Linked DNA regions of Homo sapiens: region 2 is linked to region 1. Evidence: chromatin contacts called from ENCODE Hi-C data. All regions are on one chromosome and are shown on one strand. The core of a region is the stretch at or near the end of the contact, and the rest is flanking DNA. Distances in the headings are between cores, read along the strand shown. Region 1 has its middle 70 kb from the start of DLX2-DT. Region 2 overlaps RAPGEF4 (Rap guanine nucleotide exchange factor 4).

Evidence for each region. A loop is a pair of places that touch in the nucleus more often than their neighbours do. Pooled maps may share reads with other maps.
Region 2: a map of CD4-positive, alpha-beta memory T cell shows a loop between it and region 1 (33-fold over the local background). The contact joins two enhancer-like sites. A Hi-C loop is called at or near these places in 3 of 168 maps with a recorded cell type or tissue (CD4-positive, alpha-beta T cell, CD4-positive, alpha-beta memory T cell and natural killer cell) and 9 of 50 pooled maps.

What each region holds. Positions count from the first base shown.
Region 1 is chr2:172,170,278-172,174,756 of GRCh38, forward strand. No RefSeq gene overlaps it. Among named protein-coding and RNA genes, the nearest start is that of DLX2-DT, 70 kb to the left of the region's middle. Within about 2 kb of position 2,319, at least 4 of the 41 ENCODE cell types and tissues checked have a DNase peak (open chromatin) inside an H3K27ac peak, as active enhancers do.
Region 2 is chr2:172,930,031-172,934,108 of GRCh38, forward strand. All of the region lies in intron 6 of RAPGEF4 (Rap guanine nucleotide exchange factor 4), which reads left to right. Among named protein-coding and RNA genes, the nearest start is that of MAP3K20, 140 kb to the right of the region's middle. Within about 2 kb of position 1,306, at least 13 of the 41 ENCODE cell types and tissues checked have a DNase peak (open chromatin) inside an H3K27ac peak, as active enhancers do.

The DNA of each region.
Region 1 (4,479 bases), core at 1,069-3,568:
AAAATACATTTAGCACAAAATTAGTAACTATTATTGGGAGTATGAGGCAGTTGCTGTGGACTACCTTACTCACCATGTATTCTAACTTTCTTCTATTGTCTTAGGCCAGGTGCTGTGGCTCATGCCTGTTATCCCAGCACTTTGTGAGGCCAAGGTGGGAGGATTGCTTGAGGCCAGGAGTTTGAGACCATCCTGGACAACATAGTGAGATCCAGTGTCTACTTTTTTATATACATAAAAAAGAATCTGTCTTCTTATACTGAAGAATCCGGAAAGCTAAAAACAATCTTTTCTAGACCTTCTTGCAGTAAGAATTTTGGATGTACTTTAGGTTCTGACATTCAGATGCACTTGCTTATATAAATCTTGGCTTTGGAAGGTGGCATTCATTTTTGTTTGTGATTGGTAGCAGATATGATATGCAGCAGCAGCAAGCTTGGCCGGCAGCTTCTTGATTGTAGCAGAGGTGGCATCATTTCACACGGGGCCGCCATAGCAGCAGAGCCAGATTTGGCTTGGGGCTTTTTGTTCTCTGGCCAATTATCTGATGTGACTTTGGAATTATTACTAGAAGCTCAGTCTAGAGTCTGTTTCTTGCCAAACTCTCCCCTACTACCTCCAGTTCGGTGATTCTGGAAGTTATATGACACCCTGTTACAAATCTCTTGCTCAAACTAGCCAGGAGCTAGACCCTTATTCTCTGTAGCTAGACCCTTACTGATTGATGCAGGGCCTGACCTCCCCATGTGACTATTGACTGGGTGCTGGTGTAAATCAGCAATGACAAAAAAGCAATACAGTTAGTGAATATGTTGAAGAGATCACAAATCTATACCTATAGGATACATTTTTTAAAACTCTGAATTTATCAAATTATGGCTTAGTATTAAATGTCCGGTGGTAGCTCACACATGGGTTCAAAAAATATTGTTTGTAAATAAAAATGACTGTGTTAGATGCCCTAAGATACGTCTCTTCTTCTGACTAAGATATTGAAAAACTCAGGTAAGAGTTTAAATAAAATTGCTTCATAACATGTCAGAGTAGAAAAAAAGCATTATTTCAAAATCAATGTGTTATTTCACATGTGTGATTTAAGCTTTTATGTGTAACCAAATGAATAAATCCAATCCTATACACTGACATTTAACTCATATATATCCTAAACATTTATGTTTTCAAGTTGGCTAAAAGAATTCCTAAAACCGCAACTTTTTTTTTTGAGGAACTTTTCTCTTGCAACACGTGGGCTCACCATATGTTCAGGGTGCCCTGATGTTCAAGTTATATGGTATTAATATGGCCTGAAACTGAAGTGCAGAGGGCATCCATTGAAAAATGCTGGTCTACTGGATCAAGGTTCACCATAATATATGGTTATTTGGTGTTCAATAAACTTTTTTTTTTTTTTAAGACAGATTCTTACTTTGTCACCCAGGCTGGAGTGCAGTGGTGCCATCTTGACTCACTGCAACCTCCGCCTCCCGGGTTCAAATGATTCCTGTGCCTCAGCCTCGCGAGTAGCTGGAATTACAGGCGCGCACCACCACACCCGGCTAATTTTTGTATTTTTAGTAGAGACAGGGTTTCACTATGTTGGCCAGGCTGCTCTCGAACGCCTGATTTCAGGTGATCCACCGGCCTCAGCCTCCCAAAGTGCTGGGATTTTAGATGTGAGTCACCGCGCCCAGCCCAATAAACTTGTTAAGTGACAAATAAAATTGGCGAGTGAGTGTTGCTGTTGTGACTTTGCTGCTTTTTTCTTTCCTGTTCTTAACTGCTGCAGGGTTTCTTTCTGTCTTGGTGCCTATTCCTAAGACAGATGAGGAAGATAGGATCTCTGCTTCATGGAGCTTGTAGGTTCTGCTAAAGGGAATGACATGCAGATTCAATTCACAGGGAACGTGGTAAGAGCTGAGAGACTGTTACAATGGCCGCGAAAGCCAGCGAGCCAGGGGACATTTCCACTTAGCCAGAGGCCAACGTCACAAAGCAGGTGGCATTTTGGTCGAGCCTGCTTATAAGCCTAGTGTCTATAGATTTTATTAAATCATTAGAGTCATTCTTCAGGTAGAAACGGACCTTCCTTGACTTCATAAATTACAAGATGTCTGGAATTCTGAATTTTATCCCTCCAAGTCCCTCCACCGGAACTTTCCAGCACTTCGATTTTCTTCTACAGCGTGAGGGAAGGGTCAGGTTTAGACATTGTCTTGGCAAACAGATCAGCCCTCTCCATTTAGGAAGGAGGAGGGAAGCTGCTCCCGCGGCCACATTTCCTGGAAGGCTGCAGGTGAGGGCTCGGGCGGTGGCGGGCCGTGGTCCGGCGCAGTTTCCCCGCGGCCCGCTGGGTCGCACTGTGGCCTTAGGAATGTGGGCCGGGGCGGGGCGGCTTGGGAGCGCGCTGCAGCCAACGCCGCGTTCAGCCCCGGGCGCAACTGCAGCCGTGCCGGGGGCCTCCGGGGCCCCGACCGACCGACAGCTCTTTCAGACCGCAGCGAAGTTTGCACACACGACAGCACGTCCCGGGGCTAGGATCTTGCCCGCCTGCGGGGCTGACCTGCACCACCCTTGGGGAAGCGCGAACTGCCGCCCCGCTGCCGGGAGTTAGGCGCCCGGGCCTGGGTCGCCCCCACAGACGGCTCGGACGGCACGAACGAGCGGACCCCAAGGATAGTGGGCTGGGGAGGGGTCCAGTCGTGGTCACGGAAACGGGTGGTCCTCGCGCCGGGCTGCACTCATTCTGACTAGCAATATGCTGGTGGAAAGTGCTACTCCAATGCCTTTATCGTTGCGTTGCTATCATTTTCTTTATATCTACATAAATTTTTTTATTTTATTAAAAAAATATTTTTTTGGCCTTGCTTCCTCCTCCAGCGTTTGACTTTCCATTGTTGCTCAGTGCTTGGGTGGGATGTGGACTCTCTTTCCTTGTGACAGCAGAGCTCAGAGTACCATGAATCTCCCTCCCCTCTACCTTGCTTTAAATGGCTATTTCTTTCTTTTTTTTTTTTAGTTAACTAAAAATGGAAAAAATAGTAAGTGCACATGGTAGAAAATTCAAACAGTACAGAAGCCTCTTCCCCTTTCAGAGCAGGCAGCCACTGCTAATATTTTCTTTTGATTCCTTCCAGAACACAAGTATATGGCTATCTCCTTTCAAATGCGTCCCCATCCCCAAACTGGGTCATCTGCCCTGCCGCCTCAGCTCCCCCTTTATCATGTATCTTGGAGATGACCTCACATCAGCATGTGTGGGTGTACGGCATTCTTTTAGATGGCTGCCTGGTGTTCTGTATGTTATACCAGCACCCCGTAATTATTCTATCGGCCACGATGGAAGGATATGGCGGTTGTTTCCAGTCTTTTGCTATGACAAACAATTCTGCAGTGAACATCTGTGTGTATATCTTTGAGTACGTGTGCAACCATGTCTATAGAATACATTCCTAGAAGTGGAATTGTCTCCTTGAAAAATATTTGCATTTAAAATTTTATAGATTTTGCCAATTGACCACCAAAGGTGGTACCTATTGATACGCTCATCAGTGACTGCTCCCCATTTCCCTCGTTGTTCACACTAGGTTTATCGCACTTTTAAAATATTTGCCAAGGTGAGCAAATAGGCTTTAAAAGTAGAATTTCATTCTAGTTTTCATCTTTTAAATTGTGAGTACAATTTATTCTTTTCCACATGAAAAAAGAGCTACTTGAATTCTATGAGCAGATGGTTCACATCGTTTTCCTATTTCTATTGGATTATTGGATTGCAAATGATTTTTATCCTTCTTGCACATGACCAGTTAATCTCTGGTTATAATATGCCAGGACCCCATTTCTGAAAGAATTCATACTTTTTGCACGTAAAAGAAGCAAGTCAAAATTCTAGTTCCTTAGTTCCTTACAGTTTTCATCTTCTAATGCTGGCCTCTACCCTACCTGATTTTTTTTTTTCTTTTTTTTTTTTTTTGAGACGGAGTCTCGCTCTGTCGCCTGGGCTGGAGTGCAGTGACGTGATCTCGGCTCACTGCAACCTCTGCCTCCCAGGTTCAAGCGATTCTCCTGCCTCAGCCTCCTGAGTTGCTGGGGCTACAGGTGTGTGCCACTGCGACTAGCTAATTTTTGTATTTTTATTAGAGACGGGGTTTTGCCATGGTCGCCAGGCTGGTCTTGAATTCCTGACCTCAAGTGATCTACCCGTCTCAGCTTCCCAAAGTGTTGGGATTACAGGCATGAGCCATTATGCCCGGCTTCTTTGCCCTACCTTTTAAAATGTGTAAATCTCGGCCGGGCATGATGGCTGACGCCTGTAATCCCCACACTTTGGGAGGCCGAGGCAGGTGGATCACCTGAGGTCAGGAGTTTGAGACCAGCTTGGCCAACATGGTGAAACCCTGTCTGTACTAAAAATACAAAAATTAGCCGGGCGTGGTGACAGGTGCCTGTAATCCCAGCTACTCAGGAGGCTGAGGCAGGAGA
Region 2 (4,078 bases), core at 56-2,555, 760 kb after region 1:
CTGCTTTGTGGAGACACATAGTGGGGCTGTGAAGTTCTTGTTAAGAAGAAGGGAAAGGGTTCAAAGTAGCCCCACAGAGGAGGCAATGTCTGGGTGGGTGCTACCCAGGGGGAAGGAAAACAATATGCCAGGCTGATAGCATTGCATGAACACAGGAAAAGAGTACCCGAATTTTCTCTTCTGAATTATTTTGGGCACTCTTCTTTCTAAGGATCCCTTTCAAAGTTATAAAAACCTGGCTTCCAAGCCATAGGCATTCCAGTGTCCCAACAAGACACCTTCCTCACCCCTCCTCAAAGAGCTTGATCTATTTTGAGTCTGGAGGGGGAATTAGCTTGAGTTTCCCCCTATTTTACTTCTCAAAATCATGCCTTCTTTTTTAAAATACAGAACTAGCTTGAGTTTGGAGGCTATTGTTCACTCTGACCTCCAGCTCCTTTTCCGTTATAATTACCCAATCAATACTCCCTCATTTCTGTTGTTCTCTTTGTTTGCCCCCCTCTTTTGAATGAATTACTTTGCAAAGCTTTCTATTGAATTTTGCCCTCTTTTTCCTTTTCTGTTTGTCAAGGTCATTTTAAATTTCAAACTAGCTCTCCTAACTGCCAGCCACCCCCACTCAATTGGGTATCATTGTTAAATTTGATAAGAATGTTTTTGATTTGATTCCATATTCAAGGCATTAATAAGCATGTTAAATTTAGCAGCATTCAGCCCAGTACCTAAGCCTGTGGGATTCAATTTGTTTGTGCTAATTTATTTGCATACATGATTTATGATCACCCCATCCAGACATAAAAGAAACTTGGGAAAACATACCATGAAAATTCTGGGTAAAACAAGGGCTAAGTCATTGAATTCACTTCTGTCATGCTTTTCACTCAATTGTAGTTTGAGGGAAAAGGAAGACAATAATTTTCTTTCTGTCTCCAAAGACATTAGTATGACGGGGTTCAATACTCATTCATTGTTACAATCCATGTCCCTAGAAGCGCATGTTTGCCAGTTCCCATCCCTGACACTTAATAGCCAGTGACACTGAACAAGTCACTCATTTCCAGGAGCTTCAGTTTCCTCACTGGTATAATGGTGATCTGACTTACCACAATAAAAGGATTAGTAAGATCAAGCCAGGCCGGGGTGGGGGGGGGGGGCGCTGGGGGGCGGGGGGACTGAACAGGTGGGAGGGGATTCCAAAACTCGACAACGATCTCAAATAGAAAACATTCTATTCAGTTTACATGGAGCGTAATTCTAGATAAGATCACATCCTGTTTCTATAGCCTCAGTCCCAGGATATTTTTCTAGCTTGCGGGGAGCTCTCTGAGGCAGGCCTGTGGGTTCTGGTGTAAGTGGAGATTGGGCCTGGAAAGCCTTAGAGAGGTGCTCTTGCTTCCTGTTGGCACTTGGTTCAATTCTCAGTTCTGGGAAGACTTCAGGACAACAAATGGAAAGTCATTCATCTTACCGTCCTTATAAACTTGGCTCAGACAGGAGAATCAGAAATTCCCAAGTCACACCAAGTGCTCCTCTGGTGCTGTAATTTGATAGCCCAATCCCAAACAAAGTGAGGAAGCCACACCCAAACCTTCCTCCAAAGTTAACCACAAAGATGAACCGGAATAGACAGTGAGAGCAGGAACACAAAGATAAGCTGGAGAAGGCAGCTGGCTTGTTTGGGGCACATCGGAGAGTCATGGATGTTATCACAGCAGCCCACCCAGGACCTGCTAGTTTTAGGTTATGTGAGATTTTTTAAATCTTACGTTTAACCAATTCTCCTTTTATAAGTGTCAAAGCATTGCAGTGTACAGCTGCCTAGTAAAAGGATTTGTAACATAGATGCGTAAATGGTTCTGTCATTCAATAATATAGTCTCTTAAATAACTGAAACAGGTAATGCTTCCCTTTCCCCTTCCCGCCACTCCTCACACCCCTTGACTCCCATGCGCCCCCCACCCCCACCCCCATGCGCCCACCCCCAGCTTTATATTTTGTGTGTGTTTTCTTCCTTTTTCTCAATTTGGTGTTTGGCATATTCAGAAAAACACGTGGGCTCCCTCTGGTGGTCATTCCGGTGTTCATGCATGTCTAACCTTCAAGTTTTAGTTACATGGCACAAGATATTTGGATGAAAAGTGGAAATATTCGTAGTAAATGTTATTTTCGTTTGTAAGATTCCTAGTACTTGGAAACCACCAAAATAACCAGCTCATTCACTCATTCATCCATTCATATGTGCACATATATAGTCTTCCATTCTCACATATTGTTGATATTTGACTTTGCTAAATGCAGCATGGTCTGGTCTGCAAGTCCATACAGAACAATTGAGTTCCAGTCCTGTAAGTTAAACAAATTTTCTCAAGGAATGGGGCTGTTAATCAGCGAGTTTTTATGGAATGCATACAGTGTATTAGACCAGGCATTGTGAAAAATAATTTGTTGCTCACCACTTAAAAAAATATATGAACAAGCTTTTTAATAGTTACAATGTTATATTATTTCCTTTTGTTGTTTAAGTCATATTCCCATTTTATTTCCTCTGTAGAAATTTATTCTACTGTAACATATTGTTTTCCAGGCCAGACGACTTTGTCATCCAGATTCAGCTATAATAACAAAGACTCAAACACAACAGCATCTTAAATAGATTTTTTTTTACTCATGTTAACTGTCCAAATATGAGCTGCCCAGGGTTAGTATGGCAGCTTCACGTTGTAACGTATGTTTGTGGTTGAAAGTCTCTTATGGATCACCCTCATACTGAACATGTATCAAAAATATGTACTTACATTTAAATATTCGTGTTTTAAAATCTCTTGTGACCATGGGTCTTTGTTACAACTTTTCTTCTAGATTGGGTTATGACAATAAGTAGATATATATGATCATCAAAACAAAATAAATATTTTATAAATTTCTGTACAAAAATATTAAACATTAAAGTAAATTACTATTAGAAATGCATCACTGGGTGACTTTGGCAAGTGTTTTAAAAAATGAATTATTTTAAAAAGTCAATTCATGCACCTTTAGGAAATAGCAGTTTCATTCTTCTTCTTGGTTTTTATGTATGCAAGCACTGGGAAAACTCATTCACAAAAACAGGAAGCTGGGGATGGAAGTAGTTTTAAGTAACAGTGTTACTAAATTCTTTGAATCCTAGGAAACTCATGTGTACTTCATGGAAAGCTAGAGATGATGGTGGAGTTGCAGTGGAGGGGTGGAAAGTGTTGCATTCTAGATGGATTTTGGAAATAGAGTCCATAGGATTTTCTGATGGATTAAATACGAGGTAAGAGAGAAGGTACTCAAGGGTGACTTCAAGGGTTTTGGCTTGAACACGTGGAAGGATGCAACTGCCATCAACCGAGGGAGGGAAGGATGAGAGTAGAGTGAGTTTGGAGACCTGGTTTCAAGGTCACTGTACTGGGCAGTATCCAAGAATGAAGTGTAATTAGATTTTGCACCGTACCTGGGTGCAGTCAATAGCTAATAATGATAAACATTAGACTAGAGAGTGATAATGAGATAGATGATAGGGATTTGCACTGAGTAGGACATGCCCGGGGCATGAATGAAATTAAAATGTGTCTGAAAGAAATGAAATAGTGAGACATAAATCAGCAAGAATTTTATCAGGTTTGTTTTGGCCCCTATTATATGTTATATATTTAAGATCATTTATGTTTATAAGTTAACTCTGTATATGCTTTCAGGTTTCACCTTTTAAATTAATAAAAGGTTGATTTATGTAATATTTCAAGTAAAAACAGCTAAGTGAACCAGGCTAACAAAGCATTATTTAATAGACATCCTCAGGGACCTAATTTAATGAATAGGTAGAGGGATGTTATTTGTAACTTAGTTCACAAATTATTTCTATATCAATAGGTGACTTTAAATGGCTATGGCCTGCTTGAAACAATTTATTCTCTTAATTAGTTTAATCATTCTTTTTACAGTTTCTTACACTACTAAATGGGTTAATAATCCCCTTTTTCCTCGAGTAAATTAATTTTTCTAGCCTAGTCACAAATTTCTAATTAATAAAGTTTGAAGGAGTGAGGTAATT